Linked DNA regions of Homo sapiens: region 1 is linked to region 2. A link is a loop called in an ENCODE intact Hi-C map of the cell type or tissue named here. Cell type or tissue: IMR-90. All regions are shown on one strand. Each heading gives the region's core, and the rest is flanking DNA. Links, peaks and the distances in the headings are about the cores only.

Region 1 (15,375 bases), core at 3,284-11,283, 68 kb after region 2:
AAATTTGTCCAGTGGGATGCTGTTTAAACTAGCTCCTTTGTTCTTTTGACAATTCCTGTTAGTCCCTTAGCATTTTCTTGTTTTCTGGCACTACTAGAAACCCCAAACTTACTTTCTACTTTTCTTATCCCAGACCCTGGACGCAGCTGGTTCTCCAAGGCTTGGTTTCTTTAATTAGGAAAGGGTATTTAGAAATTGACCTCTGAGCTGGGCACGGTGGCTCACGCCTGTAATCCCAGCACTTTGGGAGGCCTAGGCAGGTGGATCAGAAGGTCAGGAGTTCCAGACAAGCCTGGTCAACATAGTGAAACCCTGTCTCTACGAAAAATACAAAAATTAGCCAGGCGTGGTGGCACGCACTTGTAGTCTCAGCTACTCAGGAGGCTGAGGCAGGAGAATTGTTTGAGCCTGGGAGGTGGAGGTTGCAGTGAGCCGAGATAGCGCCATTGCACTCCAGCCTGTGTGTGAGCCAAGATCACACCATTGCACTCCAGCCTGTGTGTGAGCCAAGATCACACCATTGCACTCCAGCCTGGGTGACAGAGTGAGACTCCGTCTCAGAAAAAAAAAAAAAAAAAAAAAAAAGGAAATTGACCTCTGAGGTTGAGGCTGCAGTTAGCTATGATCACACCACTGCTTGGGTGATAAGAATAAGACTCTATCTCTAAATAAAATAAATAAATAAATAAATAAAATAAAACATTGGTTTTTAAAAAAAGAAATTTAGCTCTGGGCACTGGGTGTGTTTATTGCTGCTAGGATGTCATTGTCTTAAACAACTTTTTAGTAGATGGGGGTAAGAAATCTATTTTTTGAAAAAATGTGAGTTCACTTTGATACTTCCAATTTATTTATTTATTTTTTTGAGATAGTCTTGGTCTGTCTCCCAGGCTGGAGTGCAGTGGTACGATCTCGGCTCACTGCAACCTCTGCCTCCCTAGTTCAAGCAATTCTCCTGCCTCAGCCTCCCAAGTAGCTGGGACTACAGGCGCATGCCACCATGCCTGGCTAATTTTGTATTTTTAGTAGAGATGGGGTTTCACCCTCTTGGCCAGGCTGGTCTCGAACTCCTGACCTCAAGTGATCCGCCTGCCTTGGCCTCTCACGGTGCTGGGATTACAGGCGTGAACCGCTGCGCCCGGCCTATAATATTAAATTTAAGTTGGAAATATCAGGCCTGGGTAACAGAGTAAGACACTGTCTCAAAAATAAATAAATAGGCCGGGCGCGGTGGCTCACGCCTGTAATCCCAGCACTTTGGGAGGCCGAGGCAGGTGGATCACGAGGTCAGGAGATCGAGACCATCCCGGCTAAAACGGTGAAACCCCGTCTCTACTAAAAATACAAAAAATTAGCCAGGCGTAGTGGCGGGTGCCTGTAGTCCCAGCTACTTGGGAGGCTGAGGCAGGAGAATGGCGTGAACCCGGGAGGCGGAGCTTGCAATGAGCCGAGATCCCGCCACTGCACTCCAGCCTGGGCGACAGAGCGAGACTCCGTCTCAAAAAAAAAAAAAAAAAATAAAATAAATAAATAAATAAATAGGCCATGCATAGTAGCTCAAGCCTGTATTCCCAGCACTTTGGGAGGCTAAGGTGGGCGGATCACCTGAGGTCAGGAGTTTGAGACCAAACTGGCCAACATGATGAAACCCCGTCTCTACTAAAAATACAAAAATTAGCCGGGTGTGGTGGCAGGTGCCTGTAATTCCAGCTACTCGGGAGGTTGAGGCAGGAAAATTGCTTGAGCCAAAGGAGGCAGAGGTTGCAGTGAGCTGAGATTGCGACACTGGACTCCATCCTGGGTGACAGAGGGAGACTCTGTCCCCCGAAAAATTATAAATAAATAAGTAAATAAATAGATGAAACAAAAAGAACTAACATAGAATATGCATGGTGTAACTATGCTAAATGAAACTCAAAATATGGCCAGACACGGTGACTCATGCTTGTAATCTGGGCACTTTGAGAGGCTGAGGTGGGCAGATCACTTGAGGTCAGGAGTTGGAGACCAGCCTGGCCATTATGACGAATCCATGTCTCTACTTAAAATACAAAAAATTAGCTGGACATTGTGGCATGTGCCTGTAATTCTTTTATTCTTTTTTTTTTGAGGCAGAGTCTTGCTGTGTGTCTCCCAGGCTGGAGTGTAGCGCGAGTGATCTCAGCTCACTGCAACCTCCACCTCCCTGGTTCAGGTGATTCTCCTGCCTCAGTCTCCTGAGTAGCTGGGACTACAGGCGCATGCCACCATGCCTGGCTAATTTTTTGTATTTTTAGTAGAGGCAGGGTTTCACTGTGTTAGCCAGGATGGTCTCGGTCTCCTGACCTCGTGTTCCACCCGCCTCAGCCTCCCAAAGTGCTGGGATTACAGGCGTCAGCCACCGCGCCTGGCATGCCTGTAATTCCAGCTACTTGGGAGGCCTAGGTAAGAGGATCACCTGAGCCCAGAAGGCAGAAGTTGTAGTGAGCCAAGATTGCAGTTGAGACTCTGTCTCAAAAAAACAAACAAACAAGCAAAATCGTTTTGGAAATACATATATATTCCCCCTCCAGCTTTATTGAGATATAATTGACAAAAGGCATTTATATATTTGTTTATTTTTGAGATGGAGACCCGCTCAGTCCCCCAGACTAGACTGCAGGGGCTGGATCTCAGCTCACAGCAACCTCCATCTCCGGGGTTCAAGTGATTCTCCTGCCTCAGTCTCCTGAGTAGCTGGAACTACAGGCACGCGCCACCATGCCCAGCCGATTTTTGTATTTTTAGTGGAGGTGGGGTTTTACCACGTTGGCCAGGATGGTCTCGATCTCTTGACCTCGTGATCCACTTACCTCAGCCTCCCAAAGTTCTGGGATTACAGGCGTGAGCCACTGCACCCGGCCCGAAAATCTTTGTTCCTAATCATACTTTAACCTACTTGCCTTATTCTGTGTTATATGTGAAATAGTTTTAAAGTTACAATATCAATATTACTATTAACAAGTATACTGAGTGAATTTTAAGGATTTTTTGACATTTGAAAAATGTATATCTTACTCAGGACAAATTATATTTGATTTATGTCATAAACTTTTTTTAAGTTTTTTTTTTTTTTGAGACGGAATTTTGCTGTTGTCATCCAGGCTGGAGTGCAATGGCGCAATCTCCGGTCACTGCAACCTCTGCCTCCGGGGTTCAAGCGATTCTCCAGCCTCAGCCTCCCATGTAGCTGGGAATACAGGTGCCTGCCACCACACCCAGCTAATTTTATTTTGTAATTTTAGTAGAGTTCGGGTTTCACTGTGTTGGCCAGACTGGTCTTGAACTCCTGACCTTATGATTCGCCCGCCTCAGCCTCCGAAAGTGCTGGAATTATAGGCGTGAGCCACTGCGCCCGGCCGATTTATGTCATAAACTTAATCCAAAATTAAATGAGTTTTTTTTTTTTCTTCTTCTTTGAGATGGAGTCTTGCTCTGTTGCCCAGGCTCGAGTGCAGTGGTGCAATTTCGGCTTACTGCAACCTCTGCCTCCTGGGTTCTAGCGATTCTCTTGCCTCAGCCTCGTGAGTAGTGGGATTACAGGCGTGCACCACTACGCCTGGCTAATTTTTTGTATTTTTAGTAGAGACATGGTTTCACCATGTTGGTCAGGCTGGTCTCGAACTCCTGATCTCATGATCCACCCTCCTTGTCCTCCCAAAGTGCTGGGATTACAGACGTGAGCCACTGCGCCTGGCCATAAGTGTTGTTGTTGTTTTTTTTTAATCTGTTATGTGAACTAACAGTTCTTTCTTTTTTTTTTAAATACTCCTACAGTCTAATTTTATTTCCGCATTTATTTATTTATTTATTTGAGACAGAGTCTCATTCTGTCACCCAGGCTGGAGTGCAATGGCGTGATCTCAGCTCACTGCAATCTCCGCCTCCTGGGTTCAAGAGATTCTCTTGCCTCAGCCTCCCAAATAGGAGGGATTACGGGCCCCTGCCACGGCGCCCAGCTAATTTTTGTATTTTTAGTAAAGATGGGGTTTCACTAGGTTGGCCAGGCTAGTCTTGATCTCCCGACCTCAGGTGATCCACCTGCCTCGGCCTCCCAAAGTGCTGGGATTACAGGCGTGAGCCACCACGCCAGACCTATTTCTGCATTTAAATTATTTTTGGGGCCAGGCATGGTGTCCCACACCTGCAATCCCAGCACTTTGGGAGGCCAAGGTGGGCATATTGCTTTGAGCTCAGGAGTTCAACGACAGCTGGGGGCAACATGGCAAAAACCTGTTTCTACAAAAAATAAAAAAGTTAGCTGGGTGTTGGTAGCTCCTGGCTGTAGTCCCAGCTACTCAGGAGACAGGCTAGAGAATCCTTTGAGCCCGGGAAGCGGAGGTTGCAGTGAGCCCAGATCGTGCCACTGCATTCCATCCTGGGTGACAGAGTGATACCCTGTCTCAAAAAAATTTAAAAAATAAAATTATTTTTTGGCCAGGTGTTGTGGCTTATGCCTGTGATCCTAGCATGTTTAGAGGCTGAAGTAGGCAGATCACTTGAGCCCAGGAGTTCAAGACAAGCCTGGGCAACATGACAAAACCCCATCTCTACAAAAAAATATAAAAATTATATTTTTATAATTAAAGTATAAATTTAATTATAATTAAATTACAGGCATGGTGGCTCACACCTGTAATCCCAGCACTTTAGGAGGCCTAGGTGGGCAGATTACTTGAGTTCAGGAGTTCGAGACCAGCCTGGCCAACATGGTGAAACTCCGTCTCTACTAAAAGTACAAAAAAAATTAGGCGCATGCCTGTAATCCTAGCTACTCAGGAGGCTGAGGTGGGAGGCTTGCTTGAACCCAGGAGGTGGAGGTTGTAGTGAGCCGAAATTGCGACACTGCACTTCAGCCTGGGTGACAGAGCAAGACTCCGTCTCAAAAAACAAAACAAAACAAAACAAAACAAAAAATTAGCTGAGGTGGAAGGATTGCTTGAGCCTGAGAGGTTGAGGCTGCAGTGAGCCATGATCCTCCTACTTCAGCCTCCTGAGTAGCTGGGACTACAGGCATGTGCCGCCACCCTTGGCTAAGTTTTGTATTTTTTGTAGAGGTGGGGTTTGCCATGTTGCCCAGGCTGGTCTTAAACTTCTGGGCTCAAGCAGTGCACCCACCTCATCCTCCCAAAGTGCTGGGATTACAGGTGCCTGGCCTAGCATTTTTGAGACAGAGTTTTGCTCTGTCACCAAGGCTGGAGTGCAGTGGTGTGATCATAACTGTAGCCTGGTACTCTTGGGCTCAAGTGATCCTCCCACCTCAGCCTCCTGAGTAGGCTGGGACTATAGGTGCATGCCACTGCACCTGGCTCATTTTTGTATTTGTTATAGAGACTGAGTCTCGCTGTGTTGCTTAGGCTGGTCTCAAACTCCAGGGCTCAAGTGATCTTCCTACCTTGGCCTCCCAAAGTGTTGGGATTACAGGCATGAGCCACTGCACCTGGCCTATATTCTAATTTTTAATCTACCACTTTGGGGTGAACTTTCAGCATGTCCATTTTCTTCTCTGTAGAAGGGGTAATCCTGCCTTCCCTGTTTTTGTTTTGTTTTGTTTTGTTTTGAGACAGTCTTGCTCTGCTGCCCAGGCTGGAGAGCAGTGGCCCTATCTCGGTTCACTGCAGCCTCCATCTCCTGGGTTCCAGCGATTCTCCTGCTTCAGCCTCCTGTGTAGCTGGGATTACAGGCATGCACCACCACACCCAGCTAATTTTTGTATTTTTAGTAGAGACATGGTTTCACCATGTTGAACAGCCTGGTCTCGAACTCCTGACCTCAGGTGATCTGCCCGCCTCAGCCTCCCAAAGTGCTGGGATTACAGGCGTGAACCACTGTGCCCAGCCCTGCCTTCCCTATTTGCTTCCTGCGTTTTATAGATGAACTAAAATCTGAGAGGCTGCAGTTTCCTAGTAGTGATACTTGGTGGATAGAATAGAATCTGCTTGCTCTGCTGCCTTCGCCTTCTTCCTGTCATCTGTCAGGAGTGTGCCATCTGTTCCAAGAAGTAGGCTGGCCTTCCCTGTTCTTGCTCCAAACACAACGAAAAAGCTCCTTCTGTTGCTTTCCTGACACTCTGGTACCTTTCCACTACTGTGTTTCTATTTAAGTTGATCATAGTTCGCTTCCATTTCTTGTACAGAAGATTTAAAAATCTGAGTTTCATAATGTCCTTAGATCATTTTTGGTTTCTTTTTCATTAGGGTTATTTGTACTGATCTCATCTGAGTTTCTGGTTCATACCTCTTTACTCCTTACACCATCTGTGTGTGTGTGTGTGTGTGTGTGTGTGTTTTTAAGCAATCTTTTCTGAGCTTTCCACAAACATGTATTGAATGCTGTGAGTCAGGTGGTACACTAGGTGCTATGAAATGAAGGAAAATAAGTACTTCAAGATGTTCAGAGACGAGTCAAGTATTTGGCTTTGGTTTTTAGTATTGATAGCCAAGGGTCGTTAATCATGTATTCTAATGCTTATGTCTTTGCTAGTGACTCACATTTATTGAGTGATTTACTCTGTGCCAGGCACAAATCTAAAGGCTTTATATGTTATACCTCCTTTAATCCTTTAGATGCTATGAAGGGGGTACTTTTATTCTACTTTATATATGAGGAAATAGAAGCAGAAAGCAGTTAAGTTTTCCAGTGCTATGTAGCTGTAAATGGTGAATTTAGGATTTGAGTCTAGCTAGTTGGCTTCTGAGCATGGTCGGGTGTGGCTTTGATCCCCACGCATGTGTTCAGTACCTAGAATAAAGTCCCTGAAATTAAATATATTATGAGGAGATATTTACTCTGTACAAAGTTCATTTACAAAAACCCCTAGGGGAGAATAGTTAATTTCATATGTGGGAATTTCAGAAGGCTTCAGAAAGATGACTTTTGATGCCAAGTCATTCATTCAATGCTAGATGCTGGAGAAATAGTGGTGATTAGGACAGACATAGTCCCTGATCTTTAGAAGCTGACATTCCAGTGGAGGTGGATAGAACAGAAACCAGCAGACTGATATATATAGATAATGTTAGGTGGTGATAAATGCTAGAAAGTGGAATAAGTACTTTTTTTTTTTTTTTTTTTGTGAGATGGAGTCTCACTCTGCCACCCAGGCTGGAGTGCAGTGGCATGATCTTGGCTCACTGCAAGCTCCGCCTCCCAGGTTCACACCATTCTCCTGCCTCAGCCTCCCAAGTAGCTGGGACTACAGGTGCCTGCCACCATGCCCGGCTAATTTTTTGTATTTTTTAGTAGAGATGGGGTTTCACTGTGTTAGCCAGGTTAGTCTCGATCTCCTGACCTCGTGATCTGCCTGCCTCAGCCTCCCAAAGTGTTGGGATTACTGGTGTGAGCCATCACACCTGGCCAGAATAAGTACTTTCAAGTGGGTAGAGTGCCTCTATGTGTGTATGTGTTTTGCTTTTTTTATATAGAGGGTGAACAGAGGAGATCTCTCTGACAGACATTTAAATAGAGTCCTAAAGTAAGTGAGGGAGTGAGTCATGTTAGTATCCAGAGGAGAGAGGGTTGCAGACAGAGGCAGCCAAGGCAGAAGCCCTGGCGTAGGAGCAAGCAGGGCATTCAAGCAATAATAGGTAGGAACATGTGGCTGGGAGGGTAGAGAGTGAGAGGCCAGAGGTAGGAGGTGAGCCCAGAAAGGTCAGCAGGGGCCAGATCGGCCATAATAAGGAGTTTGGACTTTATTCTAAATGTGATAGTAAGTCATTGAAAGGTCTTAAACAGGGAATCAATGTTATCTGATTTCAAGTATTAAAAGTGGCTGTGGGCCAGGTGCAGTGGCTCGCACCTGTAATCCCAGCAGTTTGGGAGGCCGAGGTGGGTGGATCATTTGAGGCCAGGAGTTTGAGACCAGCCTGGCTGACATGTACTAAAAATACAAAAAATTAGCCTGGAGTGTTGGTGGGCGCCTGTAATCCCAGTTACTCAGGAAGCTGAGGCAGGAGAATTGCTTGAACCCGGGAGGTGGAGGATGCAGTGAGCTGAGATTGTGCCACTGCATTCCAGTCTAGGCAACAAGAGCGAAACTCTGTCAAAAAAAAAAAAGGGGCTGTGAGCCTAGGCAATATAGCAAAACGCTGTCTCTACCAAAAATACAAAAAAAAAAAAAAAAGCCAGGCATGGTGGTGTGTACCCGTGGTCCCAGCTACTTGGGAGGTTGAAGTGGGAGAATCACTTGAACCTGAGGGGCAGAGGTTGCAGTGAGCTGAGATGGTGCCACTTCACTCCATCCCAGGTGACAGAGCCAGACCCTGTCTCAAAAAAATAAAGTTGCTGTGGTTATTGTGTGTAGAATATGCTGTAGGCAGCCATGGGCAGAAACAAGAAGAGCAAGGATCTTTTGTATTAGTCCATGTGAAAGATGATAGTTGTTTGAACTAAAAAGCAGTGGGGGAGTTGATGAGAAGTGATCAGCGTCTGTATAATTTTTGAAGGTACAGCTGACAGATTTGCTGACGACATGTAAGAGATAGAGAAGAGTCAAGGATGACTCCAAGGGCTTTTTCTCTCGGTACCAGTAGATGGAATTACCACATGCTGAAATGGGGTAGACTTCAGTAGAACTAGGTTCTAGGGAGATGATAAGCAGTTTGGTTTTGGGCATGTTAAATATATGAGATTCCTTTGAGATGACTAAGTGGAGATGTTGAATGGATAGTTGAATAACAGAGTCAGATGTTCAAGTGTGAGCCCTGGGTTAGAGATAGACATCTGGGAGTTGGGCTGAGTGCGGTGGCTCACGCCTGTAATCCCAGGACTTTGGGAGGCCAAGACGGAAGATCGCTTGAATCCCAAGATCGAGACCAACCTGTGCAACATAGTGAGACTCTGTCTTACAACACATATATACACAAAAACCCCAAGAAACCTAGCTGGGCATGGTGGTGTGAGCTTGTGGTCCCAGCTACTGGGGAGGCTGAGGTAGGAGGATCACTTGAGCTAGGGAGGTCAAGGCTGCAGTGAGCTATGATTGTGCTGCTATACTGTATGATTGTGCTTGGGTAACAGAGCAAGACCCTGTTTCAAAAAAAAAAAGAAAAAAAGTAAAGGAATTTGGGAGTTGGTAATGAGTAAATGGGATTAAAAAAATAGACTATATTTTAGAGCAGTTTTAGGTTCACAGCAAAATTGAGCAGAAAGTACAGAGTTCTGGCTGGGCACAGTGGTTTATGCCTGTAATCCCAGCACTTTGGGAGGCTGAGGTGGAAGGATTGCTTGAGCCCAGGAGTTTGAGACCAGCCTGGACACCATTGCAAGACCCTGTCTCTACAAAAAATAAAACAAATTAGCTGGGGTAGGGGGTGGCTTGCACCTGTAGTCCTAGCTACTTGGGAGGCTGAGGTGGGAGGATCGCATGAGCCCAGGAGTTTGAGGCTACAGTGAGCCATGATTATGCCACTGCATGGCAGCTTGGGTCACAGGGTCACAGAGCAAGACCCTGCTTCTAAAAAAAAAAAAAAAAAAAAAAAAAAAGAATGTATCAAGTTCCCATATTCCTGTGTTCTCCCTCCAGCCTCCCCCACTTTCAACATCCTGCACCAGAGTGGTACATTTATTACAGTTGATGAACCAATATTGACACCTCAGTACCACCCAAGGACCATAGTTTGCATTAAGGTTTGCTGCTGGTGTTGTATTGTTTATGGATTTTGACAAATGTATAATGTATATGTGTATGTTACACATTTATCAAAATCCATATGTGTACATTATACATTTGTCAAAATCCATAAAAGTTACAAAAGTACAAAAAAAGTACAATATTCATAAAAAGACAACTTGATGCTCAAAAAGTTTCGGATTTTGGATGTTTGGATTTGAGATGCTCAACCCATAGTAAAATTCGCTCTTTTTCAGAATACAGTTGAGTTTTGCCAAATTTGACAGTTCACGCAAGCCCCACCACAATCAAGATATGGGCCGGGAATGGTGACTCATGCCTATAATCCCAGCACCTTGGGAGGACAACGTGGGAGGATTGCTTGAGCCCAGGAGTTCAAGACAAGCCTAAGCAACATAATGGGACTTCGTCTCTCAAAAAAAAAAAAAAAAAACCATAATAAAAGTAATAATAATAGCTGGGTGTGGTGGTGTGTGTCTATAGTTTTAGCTACTCAGGAGGCTGGGGTGGGAGGAAGACTGCTTGAGCCCAGGAGGTCAAGGCTGCAGCAAGCTGTGATTGTACCGCTGCACTCCAACTCCAGCCTGTGTGATAGAGCGAGACCCTGTCTCAAAAAAAAAAAAAAAAAAAAAAGGGGTGAAGAAAGAAAAAAAAAGATATAAAGCACTTCTGTTACCCACAGAATTTCCTCATGTCCATTTGTAATCAGCCTCTCCTGGCACCTCCAGCTCCTGTCACCCACTGATCTGTCCTTTGTCTATACAGTTTTGCCTTTTCCATAGTGTGTTATAATGGAATTATTCAGTACATAGCCTTTTGGATTTGGCTTCTTAAACTTAGCGTAATGCATTTGAGACTCACCCGTATTTTTGCATGAGCAAAATAAAGGGTTGTTGCTTTTAGAACCAAGTAGTAAGTATTCCATTGGATGGATATACCACAGCTTATCTGTTTATGTGTTCAAAGACATATGGATTGTTTCCAGTTTTGGGTTAATATGAATAAACATTTATATATAGGTTTTTATGAGAATATAAGTTATCATTTCTCTTGGATAAATACCAGCGAGCTGGATTGCTGGGTCATGTAAGTGTATGTTTAACCAGGTGAGAAACCGCCAAACTTTTTCAGAGTCTCTGTACCATTTTGCATTTCCACCAGGAATGTCAGGAATGTATGAGAATTCCAGTTGCTCTGCATTGTTGTCAGCACTTGGTGGGATTCTTTTTTTTCTCTCCTTTTTTTTTAATTAACTGTTTTAAAAAATTGAGATATAGTTTACATGTTATAAAATTCATCCTTTTAGGCTGGGTGTGGTGGCTCACGCCTGTAATCCAAGCACTTTGGGAGGCTGAGGTGGGCGGATCACAAGGTCAAGAGATCGAGATCATCCTGGCCAACATGGTGAAACCCTGTCTCTACTAAAAATACAAAAATTAGCTGGGTGTGGTGGCATGTGCCTGTAGTCCCAGCTACTCGGGAGGCTGAGGCAGTAGAATCGCTTGAACCCGGGAGGCAGAGGTTTCAGTGAGCCAAGATCACGCCATTGCACTCCAGCCTGGTGACAGAGTGAGACTCTGTCTCAAAAAAAAAAAAAAATTTACCATTTCAAAGCATACAATTCAATAATTCAATGGTTTTCAGTGTATTTACAAAGTTGTACAATTGTCACCACTATCTAATTCCAGAATTCTCATTATCCCAAAAAGAAACCTCATACACATTAGCAGTCAGACCCTATTTCCTCCCTGCCCTTCCCAGCCTAGGCAAACACGAATTTACTTTCCCTCTATATATATGCCTGTTCTGGACATTTCATAGATATGGAGTCATACAGTAGGTGACTAGCTGCTTTCACTTAGCATGCTATTTTCAAGGTTCATCTATGTTGTACGTTACTGCTTTTTGTGGATGAATAATTCCATTATATGAGTATACCATATTTTGTTTTCCCATTCATCAGTTGTTGGGTATTTACAGTGTTTCTTCTTTTTGGGTATTGTGAGTACACATTTGTGTGGACATATGATTTTACATCATATGGGTATATACCTAAGATGGAATTGTCAGATCATATGGTAATTCTGTTTAACCTTTTGAGGAACTGCTAAATTGCTTTTCGTAGTAGCTGCACCATTTTACACTCCCACCAGCAATGGGAATCCTGTTTGTTTTTATTTTGAAGAGATGGGAGTCTTGGTATTGGCCCAGACTGGACTCAAACTCCTGGGCTCAAGTGATTGTCCTGCCTCAGGCCTCCTGGGTAGTTGGGACTGCAGGTGCATACCACCGTGCCCAGCTATTTTTTACATTCAATAAGAAGTAAAATTATCAGCTGAGACTGAGATCAGGACAGGGAGGGCTTAGGTTTGAGGAAAGAAGATAAGGTATGAAATATTTAGGAGTTTGCACTCCCTCCTCAGGCTCCACTTTACTCAGTAGCTAATGACAGGCCTCAAACTCCTGGCCTCAAGTTATCCTCCTGCCTCGGCCTCCCAAAGCACTGGGGTTACAGGTGTAAGCTACCATGCCTGGCTAAAAACTTTTTTGATATTAATTTTCCTGGCTCCTTAAAGGTATAAGACATTGAATTAAGAAGAGTGCAAAATTGCTACTCTATAATTAGGTTAATTATTTTTAGAGAGAGGGTCTTGCTTTGTTGCCCAGGCTGGAGTACAATGGCTATTTACGAGTGCCATGAAATACACTACAGCCTTCAATTCTTTGGCTCAAGCAGCTCTCTTGCCTCAGCCTCCTGTGTAGTTGGGATTATAGGCATGCACTATAGCACCCAGCTCTTACACTTTTATTTTAAAAATACTTTTTGTTGAGTTTTAATTTATAGTAGAGTGTATAAACCCTAAATGTGTAGCTTGATGAACTTTTACATATGTATACACTTCTATAGCCACCACCCAAATCAAGATATGGACCATTATGGGCACTCCGGAAGCTTTTTTGTCCCTCTCCTACCCCCAAAGAGAATTACTGTTTAATACCTGTTTGCAGATATGCATTTTATATATGTATGTATGTGTGTTTGAGACAGTTTCGCTCTTGTCCCCCAGGCTGGATGGCAGTGGCACGTTCTCGGCTTACTGCAACCTCCGCCTCCTGGGTTCAAGTGATCTCCTGCCTCAGCCTCCTGAGTAGCTGGGATTACAGGTGCCCGCCACCACACTCGACTAATTTTTGTATTTTCAGTACAGATGGGGTTTCGCCATGTTGGCCAGGCCGGGCTCGAACTCTTGACCCCAGGTGATCTGCCCGCGTCGGCCTCCCAAAGTGCTGGGATTACAGGTGTGAGCCACTGCACCTGGCCTAGACATGCATTTAAAGTGAGACCCATCAGCATGTTGAGTGTTTTCTCTAGCCACATTTAGCTGTCTGGGTACAGGAATGGAGAATGTGGAGTCTGAAATAACCAGGGTTGGGTGGCAGTTGTGATGAGGAAGAGAGTCGCCAGTAATTTGAGGGCATATGCAAGGAAGTGAAATTAAAGAATGAGAAGATTTCCAGGAAGAGAGTGGCAGGGGGAGAAGGCAGAAGGAATAACATCAGCAAAAATATTCAGGGCTTGAAAGAACTTGGTGTGTTCTGAGAATCCAGGGAGGTAACAGGAGTGGTGGGAGATTGAACTGAAGAGTGAAAATTTAAGCAGGAGAGAGACATGTTTTGATCCTTCTTAGTAACAGAAAATTGGCAGTGTTCATTCTGTCATAAGATATTTGCTGAGTGGCTCTGTATCAGGCATTCTGCTGGGTACTGATAGAAGGGGTTTAGGGGTGATGTGTACATACTGACTGTTCAGTTGTTGCTGGTAAGAAATGATTGAGATAGAGAGGAAAGATAAATTTAAGACCTTTCTTATATCAGATGTTGATTAATGGAAGTGGTGAAGGGGTAGGGAAAGAGTTAAGGCATTCAAAATAGCAGTTTTTCTGCAGTTTAATAGTCAGCCTTTTGTTTTTTACTAAATATATCTTCCATCCCCATCTCCTCTCCAGCAAAGGCTGGTGATGGCTTAGAATGTTCCTTTTGTGCATAGAAGTATTTTGCTTCTGGTATGTGCCCTGAGCCAGGAATAGAGGCAAGCTCTGATTTTTTTTCGCTCTTGTCGCCCAGGCTGGAGTGCAATGGTACGATTTTGGCTCACCGCAACCTCTGCCTCCTGGGTTCAGGTGATTCTCCTGCCTCAGCCTCCCAAGTAGCTGGGATTACAGGCATGCGCCACCACGTCTGGGTAATTTTCTGATTCTTGAAGTAAAATGAGTGCTGTATGTTTGCAGACAAACTGTTTATATAGCAAAGAATCTGGAAGCAGTCTGAATGCTTAACCTCTGGGGGAAAGTTAAGTCAAATTCTGGGCTAGCCACGCAGTTAAGTAGACTATTACATGGCTAAGACAAAAGACACCCATGTGGATGTGGTGACTGCAGGAATGTTTACATGTGGAGTCCAGTTAAGAGCAGAAGGCTCATAGCCGGGTGCGGTGGCTCACGCCTGTAATCCCAGCACTTTGGGAGGCTGAGGTGGGTGGATCATGAGGTCAGGAGATCGAGACCATCCTGGCTAACACGGTGAAACCCTGTCACTATTAAAAATACAAAAAATTGGCTGGGCGTGGTGGCGGGTGCCTGTAGTCCAGCTACTCGGGAGGCTGAGGCAGGAGAATGGTGTGAACCCGGGAGGCGGAGCTTGCAGTGAGCCAAGATGACGCCACTGCGCTCCAGCCTGGGCAACAGAGCGAGACTCCATCTCAGAAAAAAAAAAAAAAAAAAGCAGAAGGCTCTTCACCGGGTTTAGAGTTAGATGTAGATATCGATCTTGATTGTGCCTCTTCCTAGTCATTCTCTTTGAGGCTCCATTTCCATGAATGTAAAAAGGGGGCAGTAATAATAATGACTCCTTAAGTCTTCATGGCATGATCAAGTGAGATACCTTAGATAAAGATAGTTTACAAACCCTAGAGTAAGCTGCACTCATTAGTTTTATTTATTTATTTATTTATTTATTTCTGAGACAGAGTTTCGCTCTTGTTGCCCAGGCTGGAGTGCAATGGCATGATCTCGGCCCACCACAACCTCCGCCTCCTGGGTTCAAGCAATTCTCCTGCCTCAGCCTCCCGAGTAGCTGGGATTACAGGCATGTGCCACCATGCCCAGGCTAATTTTGTATTTTTAGTAGAGACGGAGTTTCTCCATTTTAGTCAGGCTGGTCTCGAACTCCAGGCTTCAGGTGATCCGCCCGCCTTGGCTTCTCAAAGTGCTGGGATTATAGGTGTGAGCCACCGCGCCCAGCCTCATTAATTACTAATAGCCATGTGGGTGAACACTGATGAGTTGTAGTGGGAATTCGGAAGGAAATTGTCATCCTTTCTGTTTTTTTCTCCCCGGCCCCATGATGTTTCTTTAGTTAGTATTTCTGGTATATAGGGGGGAACAAAACAGATTCCTGCCAAGCACTGTCTGGCTGCTCTAGTTTAAGCACGTGCACGGTATGTAGTATTAGGCAGCTTAATTTTACACAGATGCAGCAAGACTCTGAGCGGCAAGCCTTCCTGGGGCTTAAGGTCATATAGGGCAGGCATGTCAACACTGTTTCCCTGAATTAGACCTGTACTGTTCTCTGCCTTCTGGCTGTGCACATGGAGTCATGCCAGCAGTGGCAGTGCTTTACTGTCTTACAGCCCTCTCTCTCCCTTGGTGGAGCCCTAGGACATGTTG
Region 2 (15,375 bases), core at 2,492-10,491:
TGCACTTGATTATCTCATCAATCTACTGACTGATTGAATTGTTTTAAATACTTGCCTGTCTATTGGCACAATGTCAAGGGTATTCTAGTGACATATCCAAAGGTTTTAACTTAAATTTGTGAATCATGTTTTTTGAGACAGTCTTGCACCATCTCCCAGGCTGCTTGGAGTGCAGAGACTTAGTTATGGTTTACATGGTTTACTGCAGGCTCAAACTCTTGGCTTAGCTTCCCGAAGTGAATCATTAGGTTTTTTTTTTTTTTTTTTGAGATGGAGTCTCGCTCTGTTGCCCAGGCTGGAGTGCTGTAGCGCAACCTTGGCTCACTGCAACCTCCGCCTCCTGGGTTCAAGCGATTCTCCTGCCTCAGCCTCCTAAGTAGCTGGGATTACGGGCACCTGCCACCATGCCTGGCTAATTTTTTTGTAGAGATGGGGTTTCACCATGTTGGCCAGGCTGTTTTTGAATTCCTGATCTCAGGTGATCCACCCACCTTGGCCTCCGAAAGTGCTGGGATTACAGGCATGAGCCAACATGCCCGGCCTGTTGCTTGTTTTTTTTGAGACGGATACTCACTCAATCCACCCAAGCTGGAGTGGAGTGCAGTGGCTTGATCTCAGCTTACTTCAGTCTCCTTCTCCCAGGTTCAAGTGATTCTCCTGCCTTAGCCTCCCAAAGCAGCGGGACCATAGGTATGCGCCACCACTCCCGGCTAATATTTGTATTTTTAGTAGAGACGGGGTTTCACCATGTTGACCAGGCTGATCTTGAACTCCTGACCTCAGGTGATCCGCCCACTTTGGCCTCCCAAAGTGCTGGTATTACAGGCGTGAGCCACCACACCCAGCTTGGTTTTTTGTTTTTTTGAAATAGTCTCACTCTGTTGCCCACGCTGCAGTGCAGTGGCAAGATCTCAGCTCACAGCAACCTCCACCTCCTGGATTCAAGCAATTCTCATGTCTCAGCCTCCTGAGTAGCTGGGATTTCGACCAAGTGGGCCCAGGTAATTTTTGTATTGTTAGTGCATATGGGGTTTTGCCATGTCGACCCAGCTGGTCTCAAACTCCTGGCCTCAAGTGATCAGCCCTCCTTGGCCTCCTAAAGTGCTGGGATTACAGGTGTGAGTCGCCGTGCCTGGCAGAATGATTAGTTTTTAAGAAGAAATCTAGGCCGGGCGTGGTGGCTCAAACCTGTAATCCCAGCACTTTGGGAGGCCAAGGTGGGCAGATCACCTGAGGTCAGGAGTTTGAGACCAGCCTGACCAACATGATGAAATCCCGTCTCTACTAAAAATACAAAAAATTAGCAGGGTGTGGTGGCGGGCGCCTGTCATCCCAGCTTCTCGGGAGGCTGAGGCAGGAGAATCACTTGAACCCGGGAGTTGGAGGTTGCAGTGAGCCGAGATTGCGCCATTGCACTCCAGCTCGGGCGACAGTGGGAGACTGTCTCAAAAAAAAAAGAAGAAATCTTTCAAGGGTACATCCCTGGCCACTTACTTGAGGTTGATACCACATTAACTTTGCTTGGGATCACTGTCAAAAATCCTGTCCTCAAACTCAAGATAATTTCGTTAGATCCGATGTGAACTAGATAGGGAAATAACTGATGCTTTCTGTCAGAGTTTCATCTTTGGTCAAAAAAGTAAAATGTTTTGAACTCATCATAGTTACGGCAATGAAAAAAATTAAGGGGCACTCATAATAGCCCATGTGTCCATTCCATGGCCAAAAGGATTGCCCAAAATGCTACTTTAGATTAAAAATAAAAGCAAAAAGATTCAATACACGGTAACATAAAATGTAATTTACGGCCGGGCGCGGTGGCTCACGCCTGTAATCCCAGCACTTTGGGAGGCCGAGATGGGCGGATAACAAGGTCAGGAGATCGAGACCATCCTGGCTAACACAGTGAAACCTTGTCTCTACCAAAAATTCAAAAAAATTAGCCAGGCATGGTGGCGAGTGCCTGTAGTCCCAGCTACTTGGGAGGCTGAGACAGGAGAATGGCGTGAACCCGGGACGTGGAGCTTGCAATGAGCCGAGGTCATGCCACTGCACTCCAGCCTGGGTGACAGAGCAAGACCCTGTCTCAAAAAAAAAAAAAATGTAATTTACAACACTCATTTAGAGCTTATCAGTGAAATATACTGTTTACTGATTCATTCAGTGTTTATTTAGTACATTAGGTAGGTGAAATACTCATTAAGACAATTTGTGGCCAGGTGCCGTGGCTGATGCCTGCATTCCCAGGACTTTGGAAGGCTGAGGCAGGTGGATCATGAGGTCAGGCGTTGGAGACTAGCCTGGCCAACATAGTGAAAACCTATCTCTACTAAAAATACAAAAAATTACCTGGGCGTGCTGGCGGGCACCTGTAATCCCAGCTATTTAGGAGGCTGAATCCCTTGAACCTGGGAGGCAGAGGTTGCAGTGAGCCGAGATCGCATCACTGCACTCCAGTCCAGGCGATGGTGCGAGACTCCAATTCAAAAAAACAAAAGAAAAAAAAAAGAAAATTTGCGAGCCCACAGCTAATCAAAAGGATAATCCTTTTTCCTTCAAGGGTTTCCAGTTTATTGAGAACACCTGAAGGAATGTAAAACCATATTCAAGATACTGTTTTGCATTGTACTAATAAGATTTTGCATAAACTCAATGCTTTAAACATCAAAAGTCAGGGTCTCGGCCAGGCACGGTGGCTCACACCTATAATGCCACCACTTTGGGAGGCCAAGGCAGAGGATCACTTGAACCCAGGAGTTTGAGACCACCCTGGTCATCATAGCAAGACCCTGTCTGAGAAAAAAGATGGAGTCTGGCAGTGTCGCCCAGCAGGCATTGTTTGGTGGCATGATCATAGTTCATTGCAGCCTCAAACACCTGGGCTCAAGAGATCATCCCACCTCAACCTACCAAGTAGCTAGGACTACAGGCACACGCCACTACACCTGGCTATTTTTTTTCTTTCATAGAGACAGGATCTCTCTGTGTTGCCCAGCCTGGTCTTGAATTCCTGGTCTGAAGCAATCATCCCACCTCAGCCTCCCAAAATGCCGGGATTATAGGTGTGAGCCACCTAACCTGGCTAATAGTATTAATAATAGCATATTTACATAACACTTCACACATTATAAACCTTTTTCTATATAAAAATCCCATTTATTCCTCTATATCAGTTTATTTCCTTTTTTTTTTTTTTTTTTTTTTTGAGCCAGAGTTTTGCTCTTTTGCCCAGGCTGGAGGGCAGTGGTGCGATCTTCACTCACTGCAACCTCCTGGGTTCAAGGGATTCTCCTGCCTCAGCCTCCCAAATAGCTGGGATTACAGGTGCATGCCACCATGCCTGGCTAATTTTTGTATTTTTAGTAGAGACGGGGTTTCACCATGTTGGCCAGGCTGGTCTCGAACTCCTGGCCTCAGGTGATCCGCCTGCCTCGGCCTCTCAAAGTGCTGGGATTACAGGCGTGAGCCACCGCTCCCAGCCTTGTTTATTTCCTTGAATGAAATACATTGAAATGATCAGACTATAATGGAAGTGATCACAGAATCTGCTTCTGAAAGTAGCTGATTTATGTATTTTATCAGAGCAGTTAGGGAGATTTTTTTCCAACATTTTATTATGAATATTCTCAAACAGAGGTTGAGAGAATAGTACAGATGCCCACCATCTATTTTACGTTTAACATTTTTCAATGTTTGCTATATCACATATTCATCTATCCCTTTGTCCATCCATTCATCCAACCTAATTTCTGTGTGCTTTTCAAAGCAAATTGCAGACATCAGTATACTTTATTTCTAAACACTTCAGCATTGCATAATCTTAACTAGAGTTTTTTTTTTAATCTTAACTAGAGTTTAATAGTGTTCACAATATTTTTAAATGACATAATATTTACATATGGCAAAACACACAAATCTTAAATGTACCAATAGATTAGTTCTGACAAATGCTTACAAATCGGGTAATGTTCTGTTAACTTTATTAAGTAAAGAAATAGCAGACACAGGCACAGAGGGTCAGAGAAAGCAGTATATTTTGTCCCAAAATATCCTGATTTGACAACCGGAGAAATGGATAAACCATTGCAAATTAGGAGGCAGAGTATTGTTTAAAAACATCTGCTAACAGAAGCAAAAATAATGCAGTCGGGCACAGCATTGCAAAAGATTTAGGAATTAAGCAAATCTAGCAATAGAGAGGAAGATTCTGCTGACAAGGCATCACATGATGGAGATATACCTTGAAAATGAAGGATGGCAAACAAAAGAAGCATCAACTCAATAGTGGTTTTGAATGAAAGGCATGTGATTTCATGATATGAATGAATGACCTTGTACAATGAATAGCCCAGAAAGACACAGCATCTCTGAAAGGATGTAGCTAATAAACTCATTCTTTTGGGGTCTGAAAAAAATAGGTTCTTAACAGTCATTTTCTGTAAGAGGTCTACAGACATACATCTTGCCCAAACATCTCTAAATAACCAGCTCCCTAGCCTACCTAGGTGGCAGGAACCTGTAATCTCAGCTACTCAGGAGGCTGAGGTGGGAGGACTTCTTGAGCCCCGGAATTCATGTACAGCCTGGGAAACACAGTGAGACTCCATCTCTAAAATAAGTGAAATAAATAACCAGATGCCATCTCAATATATAAATGAAACATCAGAGTTGGAATATGTGCATCATAGACATGAATTGTATGCTATTGTTGTAAAGGAGCAAGGGATGCCGGGCGCAGTGGCTCAAGCCTGTAATCCCAACACTTTGAGAGGCTGAGGTGGGGGGATCACGAGGTCAGGAGTTCAAGACCAGCCTGACCAACATGGTGAAACCCCATCTCTACTAAAAATACAAAAATTAGCCAGGCGAGGTTGTGTGCACCTGTAATCCCAGCTACTCGGGAGGCTGAGGCAGGAGAACTGCTTGAACCCAGGAGGAGGAGGTTGCAGTGGGTGGAGATTGCGCCACTGCACTCTAGTCTGGGCAACAGAGTGAGACTCCATCTCAAAACAAACAAACAAACACAAAAAACCAACATGGGATTTTGGTAAGAATGTGGAGAAATTGGAACCCTTATAGTTTATTGGTATCAATGTTTACATATTAATGATATAGCTGCTATAGAGAACAGTTTGGCAGTTACTCAAAAAGTTAAACATGGAGTTACTCTATGACCCAGCAAATACATTCCTAGGCATAACAAAATAATTTAGAACAGACATTTGGCTGGGCACAGTGGTTCATACCTGTAATCCCAGCACTTTGGGAGGCTAAGGCGGGCAGATCACTTGAAAGGAGTTCGAGACCAGCCTGATCAACAAGGTGAAACCCTGTCTCTACCAAAAATACAAAAATTAGCCAGGCATGGTAGCGTCTATAATCCCAGCTACTTCGGAGGCTGAGGTGGGAGGATCACTTGAACCTAGGAGGTGGAGGTTGCAGTGAGCCAAGATCACACCACTGCACTCCAGCCTGGGAGACAGAGCAAGACTCCATCTCAAAACAAAAAAACAGACAGTCAAATAATTACTCATACACAAGTGTTCATAGCCGCACTGCTCACCATAGCCAAAAAATGAAAACAACCCAAATGCCTACCAACTGATGAATGGATAAACAAAATGTAGTATATTCAGACAATGGAATATTATTCCGCCATAAAAACGAAATACTGATACATGCTATAATGTAGATGAACCTTGAAAACACTATGCTAAGTGAAAGAAGCCAGACACAAAAGGTCACGTATTGCTTGAAACCATTTATATGAAACATCCAGAGTAGATAAATCCATAGAGTCAGAAATCAGATTGGTAGGCCGGGTGCAGTGGCTCACTCCTGTAATCCCAGCACTCTGGGGGGCTGAGGTGGGCAGATCAGGAGGTCAGGAGATCAAGACCATCCTGGTTAACACGGTGAAACCCCATCTCTACTAAAAATACAAAAAATTAGTCGGGCGTGGTGGCAGGTGCCTATAATCCTAGCTACTCAGGAGGCTGAGGTAGGAGAATCTCTTGAACCCGGGAGGCAGAGGTTGCAGTGAGCCGACATAGCACCACTGCACTCCAGCCTGGGTGACAGAGAGAGACTCCGTCTCAAAAAAAAAAAAAAGAAACCAGATTGGTCTTTGCCAGGAGCTGGAGGGAAGGAGGAATGTGGGGTGACTACTTAATGGCTATAAGGTTTCCTGTTGGGGTAATAAGAATTTACCAGAACTAGATCCACCTAGTTAAGAGTTCCAGGTAGTGGTAGCGATAGATGCTCTGGATCGAGTTGTAAAGCCCAAAATGAAAAGAGTCAAGAGATTCCTTGAGAAGAGAGAACCAAAACTCAATGAAAATATTAAAAATGCAATGCTGATTAAAGGGGGAAATGCAAACGCAACAGTGACACAAGTACTTAAAGATGTGTGTGCACTGAAAAAACCATACGGTGTACTGTATAAAAAGAAAAATGTTACAAGACCTTTTGAGGATCAGACATCACTGGAATTACTTTCAAAGAAGTCAGATTGTTCTTTATTCATGTTTGGCTCCTATAATAAGAAGCGGCCAAATAATCTAGTAATAGGTCATATGTATGACTACCATGTGCTGGATATGATTGAATTAGGTATTGAGAATTTTGTCTCTCTAAAAGACATTAAGAACAGTAAATGTCCTGAGGGAACAAAACCCATGCTAATATTTGCTGGTGATGATTTCAATGTAACAGAAGATTACAGAAGACTAAAAAGTCTTCTTACTGATTTCTTCAGAGGCCCCACAGTATCAAATATCTGCCTGGCTGGATTAGAATATGTTCTGCACTTCACTGCACTGAATGGGAAGATTTACTTTCGAAGATATAAGTTGCTGTTGAAGAAATCTGGTTGCAGAACACCACGGATTGAATTGGAAGAGATAGGACCCTCATTGAATCTGGTTCTGAGGAGGACACACCTGGCATCCGATGACCTTTATACATTATCTATGAAAATGCCAAAAGCTCTCAAGCCAAAGAAGAAGAAAAATATCTCCAATGATACTTTTGGTACAACTTATGGAAGGATTCATATGTAGAACGAAGATAAGCAAACTACAAACCAGGAAAATGAAGGGGTTGAAGAAGTGACCTGCAGAAAGGATAACAGAAGACCAGGAGAAAAAGTCAAAAAGAATTTAAAAGAAATTATGGAAAAAAAAAAAAAGAATTTACCAGAACTAGACATTGGAGAAGGTTGCACAACATTGTGGATGTAAATGCCAAGAATTGAACACTTTAATATGATTAATGGTTAATTTTATTTTATGTGAATCTTATCTCAATAAAAAGAGAATAGACTGGGTGCAGTGGTTCATGCCTGTAATCCCAATACTTTGGGAGGCCAAGGGGGAGGATGGCTTGAAATTAGGAGTTCTCAAGGCCAGCCTGAGCAACAGAGAGGAACCCTATCTTTTTTTACTTGTTGTTGTTGTTGTGGTTTTGAGACAAGGGTCTTGCTCTGTCACCCAGGCTAGATTGCAGTGGCCTGGTATGATTGATCTCACTGCAACTCTGCCTCCTGGGTATAAGCAATCCTCCCAGGTGTGGCTGGGATGACAGGTGTATGCCACCATGCCCAGCTAATCTTCATGTCTTTTTTGGTAGAGATAGGGTTTTTCTGTGTTGCCAAGGCTGGTTTCAAACTCTTGGGCTCAAACAATCTGCCTACCTTGGCTGCCTAAAGTGCTAGGATTACAGGGGTAAGCTACCTCTCCTGGCCTTGACCCTATCTTAAAACAAAAACAAAAACAAAAACAAAAAAACCTAGCAGGGCATGGTGACATGCACCTGTAGTCCCAGCTACATGGGAGGACGAAGTGGGAGGATTGCTGGAACCCAAAAGTTTGAGGTGGCAGTCAGCTATGATGGCACTGCTGCATTTCACCCTGGGCAGCAGATTAAGACCCTGTCTCCTAAGGAAAAAAAAAAAAGAAAGATATTTTAAAAAAAGGAAAGAAACAAGGGACCTTCTCAGAACCTCTAGAATCAAGAGCGAGATGCTGGATGATCAATGAAATGAAAACCCTCAGCCAGGCGCAATAGCTCACGCCTGTCATCCAAACACTTTGGGAGGCAGAGGTGGGCAGATCATGAGGTCAGGAGTTTGAGACCAGCCTGGCCAGTATGGTGAAACCCCGTCTCTACTAAAAATACAAAAATTAGGTGTGGTGGCGCGTGCCTGTAGTCCCAGCTACTCGGGAGGCTGAGACAGGAGAATCCCTTGAACCCTGGAGGCAGAGGTTGCAGTGAGCCAAGATCGTGCCACTGTACTCCAGCCTGAGTGACAGAGCAAGACTGCATCTCAAAGAAAAAAAAAAAAACCCACACACAAAAAAACCAAAAGAGACTCAAATCCCTGCTTTCTTCTTCTTCTTCTTTTTTTTTTTTTTTGAGACAGAGTCTTGCTCTGTCGCCCAGGCTGGAGTACAGTGGCGCGATCTCGGCTCACTGCAACCCCCGCCTCCTGGGCTCAAGCCGTTCTTCTGCCTCAGCAGCCCGAGTAGCTAGGATTACAGGCACGAGTCACCACGTCCAGCTAATTGTTTTCTATTTTTAGTAGAGACGGGTTTCACCATGTTGGCCAGGCTGGTCTTGAACTCCTGACCTCAAGTGATCCGCCCACCTCAGCCTCCCAAAGTGCTGGGATTACAGGCATGAGCCACTGTGCCCACCCAAATCCCTGCTTTCAAATACCCACCTCTTCTCATGTCATGGCTACATTCTGCACTTGCAGAATATTGAAGTAATTCCATATATATATATATATATATATATATATATATATATATACACACACATATATATGTATATACATATACATGAATATACATATACATGAATATATGTATATACATATACATGAATATACATATACATGAATATATGTATATTTACGCATATATATTATATATATTTACTACATATGTATTTTATATATATACATATATATATATTTTTTAATTGAGACGGAGTCTCAATCTGTCGCCCAGGCTGGAGTGCAGTGGTGCAATCTGGGCTCACTGCAACCTCTGCCTCCTGGGTTCAAGCAATTCTCTGCTTCAGCCTCCTGAGTAGCTGAGATTACAAGCCCCCACCACCACGCCCAGCTAATTTTTTTGTATTTTTAGTAGAAATGGGTTTCACCATCTTGGCCAGGCTGGTCTTCAACGCCTGACCTTGTGATCCACCCGCCTTGGCCTCCCAAAGTGCTGGGATTACAGGCATGAGCCCCCATGCCCAGCCATATATTCTATATGTATATGTGTGGCAGTCTACTATGTGCCAGTCACTAAACTAGGCACTGGTAAAACAAACAATGGAGTGCAAAAAACAGTCATGGCCCCTGCCCTCCTGGAGCTAACAAACCTTCTTGGAAGAGGCAGGCATTGATCAAAAGACTATATGAATAGGGCTAAGCACAGTGGCTCAGGCCTGTAATCCCAACACTTTGGAAGGATGAGCCAGGTGGATCACCTGAGGTCAGGAGTTCAAGACCAGCCTGGCCAACATGGCAAAACCCTGTCTCCACTAAAAATACAAAAAAATTAGCTGAGCATGGTGACACATATCTATATTCCCAGCTACTCAGGAAGCTGAGGAAGGAGAATCCCTTGAATCCAGGTGGTGGAGGTTGCAGTGAGCTGAGATCATGCCACTGCACTCCAGCCTCGTAGACAGAGCGAGACTCAAAAAAAAAAGAAAAAAAAAGACTATATAAATAAATGAAGATGCACAACTGTGACAATTGCTATAAGAGACATTTATGGTGCTATAAGAGCAAATAAGAGGAAGATTTGGGCCAAGCTCGGTGGCTCACACCGGTAATCCCAGCACCTTGGGAGGCTGAGATGGGCTGATCTCAAAAAAAAAAAAAAAAAAACAAAAAAAAAAAAGTAAGATTTGAGGAGCAGCGTATAACAGGTAAAGAATATTCCTGGCAAATAATAGACTGTGCAATAGCCTTGCAGCAGAATGAAGCATGGTGTCTTTAAGGACTACAGGAAGACCATGTGGCTATAGCAAAGATGCTTAGGAAGAGCCCAACCATGTAATACCTTCTAAGCCAGGGAAGGTGAGTCTGGTTTGTTGTTGTTGTGGTTGTTTAGATGGAGTCTTGCTCTGTCACCCTGGCTGGAGTGCAGTGGTTAGATCTCGACTCACTGCAACCTTTGCCCCCCGGGTTCAAGCGATTCTTTTGCCTCAGCCCCTCCAGTAGCTGGGATTACAGGTACACACCACCACACCCGGCTAATTTTTGTATTTTTAGTAGAAACGGGTTTTTACTATGTTGGTCAGGCTGGTCTCGAACTCCTGACCTCGTGATCCCCCCGCCTCAGCCTCCCAAAGTGTTGGGATTACAGGCGTAAGCCACACGCCTGGCCTAATTTTTATTTTTATAGACATGGGGCCTCACTTTGTTGCCCAGCCTGATCTTGAACTCGTGGGCACAAGCAATCCTCCCACCTTGGCCTCCCAAAGTGCTGATTACAGATATGAACCTCCATGCCCAGCAGTTTTTTCAACACTTACAGAACTAGTCTCATTGCCTCTTCTTCAGAGATACCAGCACCTGGCTGCCCAATGCCCCATACTCACAAGTCTGGTTTCTACCCCTTGGGGTTCTTCCTCTGAGTTCAGAGACACGAGCACCTGTCAATCAATACCTCCTCCTCAGAGGTCTGAGTGTCGGCTGTGTTTGGCCACTCCCCCTCTAAATTTCTATGTTTTAATAACTCCAACCTCTTCCTTTTGTTCCCTCAGCCCTAGGGGTGGTAGCTGTTCCTACAGTTACTACCACCATGAAACTTTAGGTTTCGCCTTTTACTTCTTCAGTTACTTAGTTAACAATCCACTAAGTTACACTGTCTCTGTCCAAATGCCATGTGATTTCTACCTCCTTACAGGACCTTGACTAATATATAAGGATTGTTATTTATCCTTCAAGGTCCAGTTCAAGTGCTGCCTTCTAATGTGTCTTTTCCATTATCCTCAGTTAAAATTATCCATCCAGTTAATTCATAATGTCTTTCTTGAAAAGCCAATAGGCGTTTGTTTTTATAATTATATGCCCAGTCACACTCATATGCCTACTCACATCTCTTTGTTGTCCTACAGTTATACTGAAACTTCTTTACTCAAATTAACTCTGATCCAAAAAAATTGCCTACCAATTATAATAGAGAAGAGTAGGTATAGAGCAAGAAGGAACAAACATGGGTTCTAATCCATTCAATTACATAATGTAATTCTGCACAGTTTACTTAAACTCTCAGTTAAATTTGTTTCTCTAGCCTCACAGACGGCTCTGAGGATTAAGTAGAATAAATGTGGAAAGGATTAAGTAAGATAATATGTGTGAAGCATTTACCACAGTGCCTGTCTAATGCCCCAAGTATTCAATAAATATAAACTATTGGCCGGGCGCGGTGGCTCATGCCTGTAATCCCAGCATTTTGGGAGGCCAAGGCGGGTGGATCACAAAGTCAGGCATTCCAGAACAGCCTGGCCAACATGGTGAAACCCGTCTCTACTAAAAATACAAAAATTAGCCGGGCATGGAAGCAGGCACCTGTAATCTCAGCTACTCGGGAGGCTGAGGCAGGAGAATTGCTTGAACTTGGGAGGAGGAAGTTGCAGTGAGCCAAGATCGTTGCCACTGCACTCCAGCCTGGGCGACAGAGCAAGACTCCATCTCAAAACAAAACAAAACAAAACAAAAAGAGTTATGCTGAGTCTTCTCTGCCTATGTTCTATAAATGGAACAATAAAGCCTGGATGACAGCACATCTGTTTACAACATAGTTTATTGAATATTTCAAGCCCACTGTTGAGACGTACTACTCAGAAAAAAAAAAAAAAAAAAAGATTCCTTTCAAACTATTACTGCTCATTGACAATGCACCTGGTCACCCAAAAGCTCTCAGGGAGATATACAAGGAGATATACAAGATATACATGCCTGCTAAAACAACATTCATTCTGCAGTCCATGAATGAAGGAATAATTTGGACTTCCATGTCTTTATCTTTATTTTTAAAAAATGTTTATTTTTATTTCTATTTATTTATTTATTTATTTATTTATTTTTGAGACAGAATCTCACACTGTCGCCCAGGCTAGAGTTCAGTGGCTCGATCTCGCTCACTGCAACCTCCGCCTCCTGGGTTCAAGCGATTCTCCTGTCTTGGCCTCCTGAGTAGCTGGGATTACAGGCGCTCACCACTACGCCCAGCTGATTTTTGTATTTCTTTAGTAGAGATGGAAATTCACTGTGTTGGTCAGGCTGATCTCGAACTCCTGTCTTCAAGTGATCTGCCTACCTCAGCCTCAATAAAGTGCTGGGATTACAGGCGTGAGTCACTATACCTGGCCTTTATTTTTTATTCCTCAGCGATTTTTATATAGAGATCAGGTCCCACTATGTTGTTTAGGCTGGTCTGGAACACCTGGGCTCAAGCAATTCTCCTGCTTTAGCCTCCCAAAATGTAAGCCACCATGCCAAGCCTGACTTTCAAATCTTATTGTTTAAGAAATACCTGGCCGGGATACCTGGCCGGGGCCAGACCTGGTGGATCACGCCTGTAATCCCAGCACTTTGGGAGGCAGAGGCAGGTGAATCACCTGAGATCAGGAGTTCAAGACCAGGCTGGCCAACATGGTAAAACAACGTCTCTACTAAAAATACAAAAATTAGCTGGGCATGGTGGTGGGCACCTGTAATCCTAGCTACTCAGTAGGCTGAGGCAGAAGAATTGTTTGCACTTGGGAGAAGGAGGTTGCAGTGAGCCAAGATCGTGCCATTGCACTCCAGCCTGGGCGACAAGAGCAAAATTCCGTCAAAAAAAAAAAAAAAAGAAGGAAGGAAGAAAGATAGATAGATAGATCTGGCTGGGTGTGGTGCCTCACACCTGTAATCCCAGCACTTTGAGAGGCTGAGGTGGGTGGATCACCTGAGGTCAGGAGTTTGAGATCAACCTGGCCAATATGGTGAAACCTCGTCTCTACTAAAAACAGAAAAATAGGGGCTGGGCGGGGTGGCTCACGCTTGTAATCCCAGCGCTTTGGAAGGCCAAGGCAGGCAGATCACAAGTTCAGGAGTCCGAGACCAGCCTGTGCAACATGGTGAAACCCCTTCTCTACTAAGAATAATTTAAAAAAAAATAGCCAGGCGTGGTGGCGCATGCCTGTAATCCCAGCTACTCAGGAGACTGAGGCAGGAGAATCACTTGAACCCAGGGGGCGGAGGTTGCAGTGAGCCGAGGTCACACCACTGCACTCCAGCCTGGGCAACAAGAGTGAAACTCTGTCTCAAAACAACAACAACAAAAAGACACTCTACATTTTCTTATATTTATTTAGTTCCTTACTTAGTTATTTTGAGACAGTCTGGCTCTGTCACCCAGTGGAATGCAGTGGCACAATCATGGCTCACTGTAACCTCAAACTCCTGGACTCAAGCAATTCTCTCACCTCAGCTTCCCAAGTAGTTGGGACTACAGGCACTTGCCATCACACCTGGCTACTTCATAAAGTTTTTTTGTTTGTTTTTTGAGGCAGAGTCTTGTTCTGTTGCTCAAGCTGGAGTGTACTGGCATGATCTTGGCTCACTGCAAACTCTGGATCCTGGGTTCAAGTGATTCTCCTGCTTTAGCCTCCCGAGTAGCTGGGATTACAGGTGTGCGCCACCATGCCCAGCTGATTTTTTTTGTATTCTTTTAGTAGAGATGGGGTTTCACCATGTTGGCCAGGCTGGTCTCGAACCCCTGACCACCTGCCTTAGCCTCCCAAAGTGCTGGAATTACAGGCATGAAACACTGTGCCCAGCCCAACAATATATTTTATACAATGGAATAAATATAAGGTCCTTATTATTTTGTTTTATGTTACTGCTGCATAGTATTCCTTGTGTGGACATATTATAATTTGCTTAATCAGTCCCCTATTGATGGCCATGTGGGTGACTTCCAATTTTCTGCCTATAAGCTCAGCACTTTGGGAAGCCAAGGCTAGAGGATCACTTGAGCCCAGGAATTCAAGACCAGCCTGTGCAACATGGTGAGACCCTGTCTCTACAAAAAAATTTAAAAGGCCAGGTGTGGTGGCTCATGCCTATAATCCCAGCACTTTGGGAGGCTGAGGCAGACAGATCACTAGAGCCCAGCAGTTCAAGACCAGCCTGGGCAACATGGTGAAACTCTCTGTCTACAAAAATAATACAAAACTTAGCCGGATGAGGTGGCTCACACCTGTAGTCCCAGCTACTTGGGAGGCTTAGATGGGAGGATCTCTTGAACCCAGGAGATGGAGGTTGCAGTGAGCCAATATCACACCACAGCACTCCAGTCTGAGCAACAAAGCAAGGCTCCATCTCAAAAAATACATCAATAAATAAAATTTTTAAATAATAAAAATAATTTAAAAATTAAAGTTAGCCAGGCATAATGGCATGCATCTGTAGTTCCAGCCACTTGGGAGGCTGAGGTGGGAGGATCACTTGGTCAGGAAAGGTCGAGGCTGCAGTGAGTTATGATCGTGCCACTGCACTCCAGCCAGGGCTAAAAAGCCAGACTTTGTCTCTTAAATAAATATATAAAATAAAAAGAGAAGTTTTGGAAATTATCGTGATGATCTTGTGTGGGAAATATTCTGAACACACAAAAAGGACAAGACATTAAAGAAAATATTATAAATTCAAGTACATAAAATATTTATATTTTATTCATGGATATACATATACACATGGGTAGTCTCAGAAGCGTTAGGGAATTGAGACAGAATGGAAGCTAAAGAAGAGTAACAGGTCAGGTGTGGTGGCTCACACCTGTAATTCCAGCATGTTGGGGGGCCAAGGCCAGCGAATCAGGAGGTCAGGAGATCTAGACCATCCTGGGCTAACGCAGTGAAACCCCATCTCTACTAAAAATACAAAAAATTAGGCCGGGCGCAGTGGCTCACGCCTGTAATCCCAGCACTTTGGGAGGCCGAGGCAGGCAGATCATGAGGTCAAGAGATCTAGACCATCCTGGCCGATATGGTGAAACCCTGTGCCTATACAAAAATTAGCTGTGCATTGTGGCGCTTGCCTGTAGTCCCAGCTACTCAGGAGGCTGAGACAGAAGGGAGGCGGAGGTTGCAGTGAGCCAAGATTACGCCACTGCACTCCAGCCTGGTGAAAGAGCGAGACTCCGTTTAAAAAAAAAAAAAAATTTAGCCAGGCGTGGTGGCACGTGCCTGTATTCCCAGCTACCGGGGAGGCTGAGGCAGGACGCCAGTGCACTCCAGCCTGGGCAACAGAGCAAGACTCTGTCTCAAAGAAAAAAAGAAAAAAGAAGAAGAATAACAAAGAGGAGC

The links. Hi-C counts contacts between places; a loop is a spot of excess contacts. Peaks named below come from ENCODE experiments on the same cell type or tissue, not always from the same donor. Only the 100,000 strongest peaks of a DNase experiment are listed, where the experiment ranks them.
Region 1: a loop joins it to region 2, with 2.2 times the contacts of the local background. A loop is called at or near these places in 2 of 110 quality-filtered maps.

The regions. Positions count from the first base shown.
Region 1 is chr20:35,813,373-35,828,747 of GRCh38, forward strand. The region is part of intron 2 of PHF20 (PHD finger protein 20); the gene reads left to right. Among named protein-coding and RNA genes, the nearest start is that of PHF20, 49 kb to the left of the region's middle. RefSeq lists an enhancer at 6,075-6,254. In IMR-90, for the core only: no CTCF peak of the experiment used is centred there; DNase peaks (open chromatin) are centred at 6,359 and 8,669; H3K27ac peaks cover 938 bases.
Region 2 is chr20:35,746,560-35,761,934 of GRCh38, forward strand. It overlaps the pseudogene RPF2P1. Among named protein-coding and RNA genes, the nearest start is that of RBM39, 12 kb to the left of the region's middle. In IMR-90, for the core only: no CTCF peak of the experiment used is centred there; no DNase peak of the experiment used is centred there; H3K27me3 peaks cover 1,701 bases.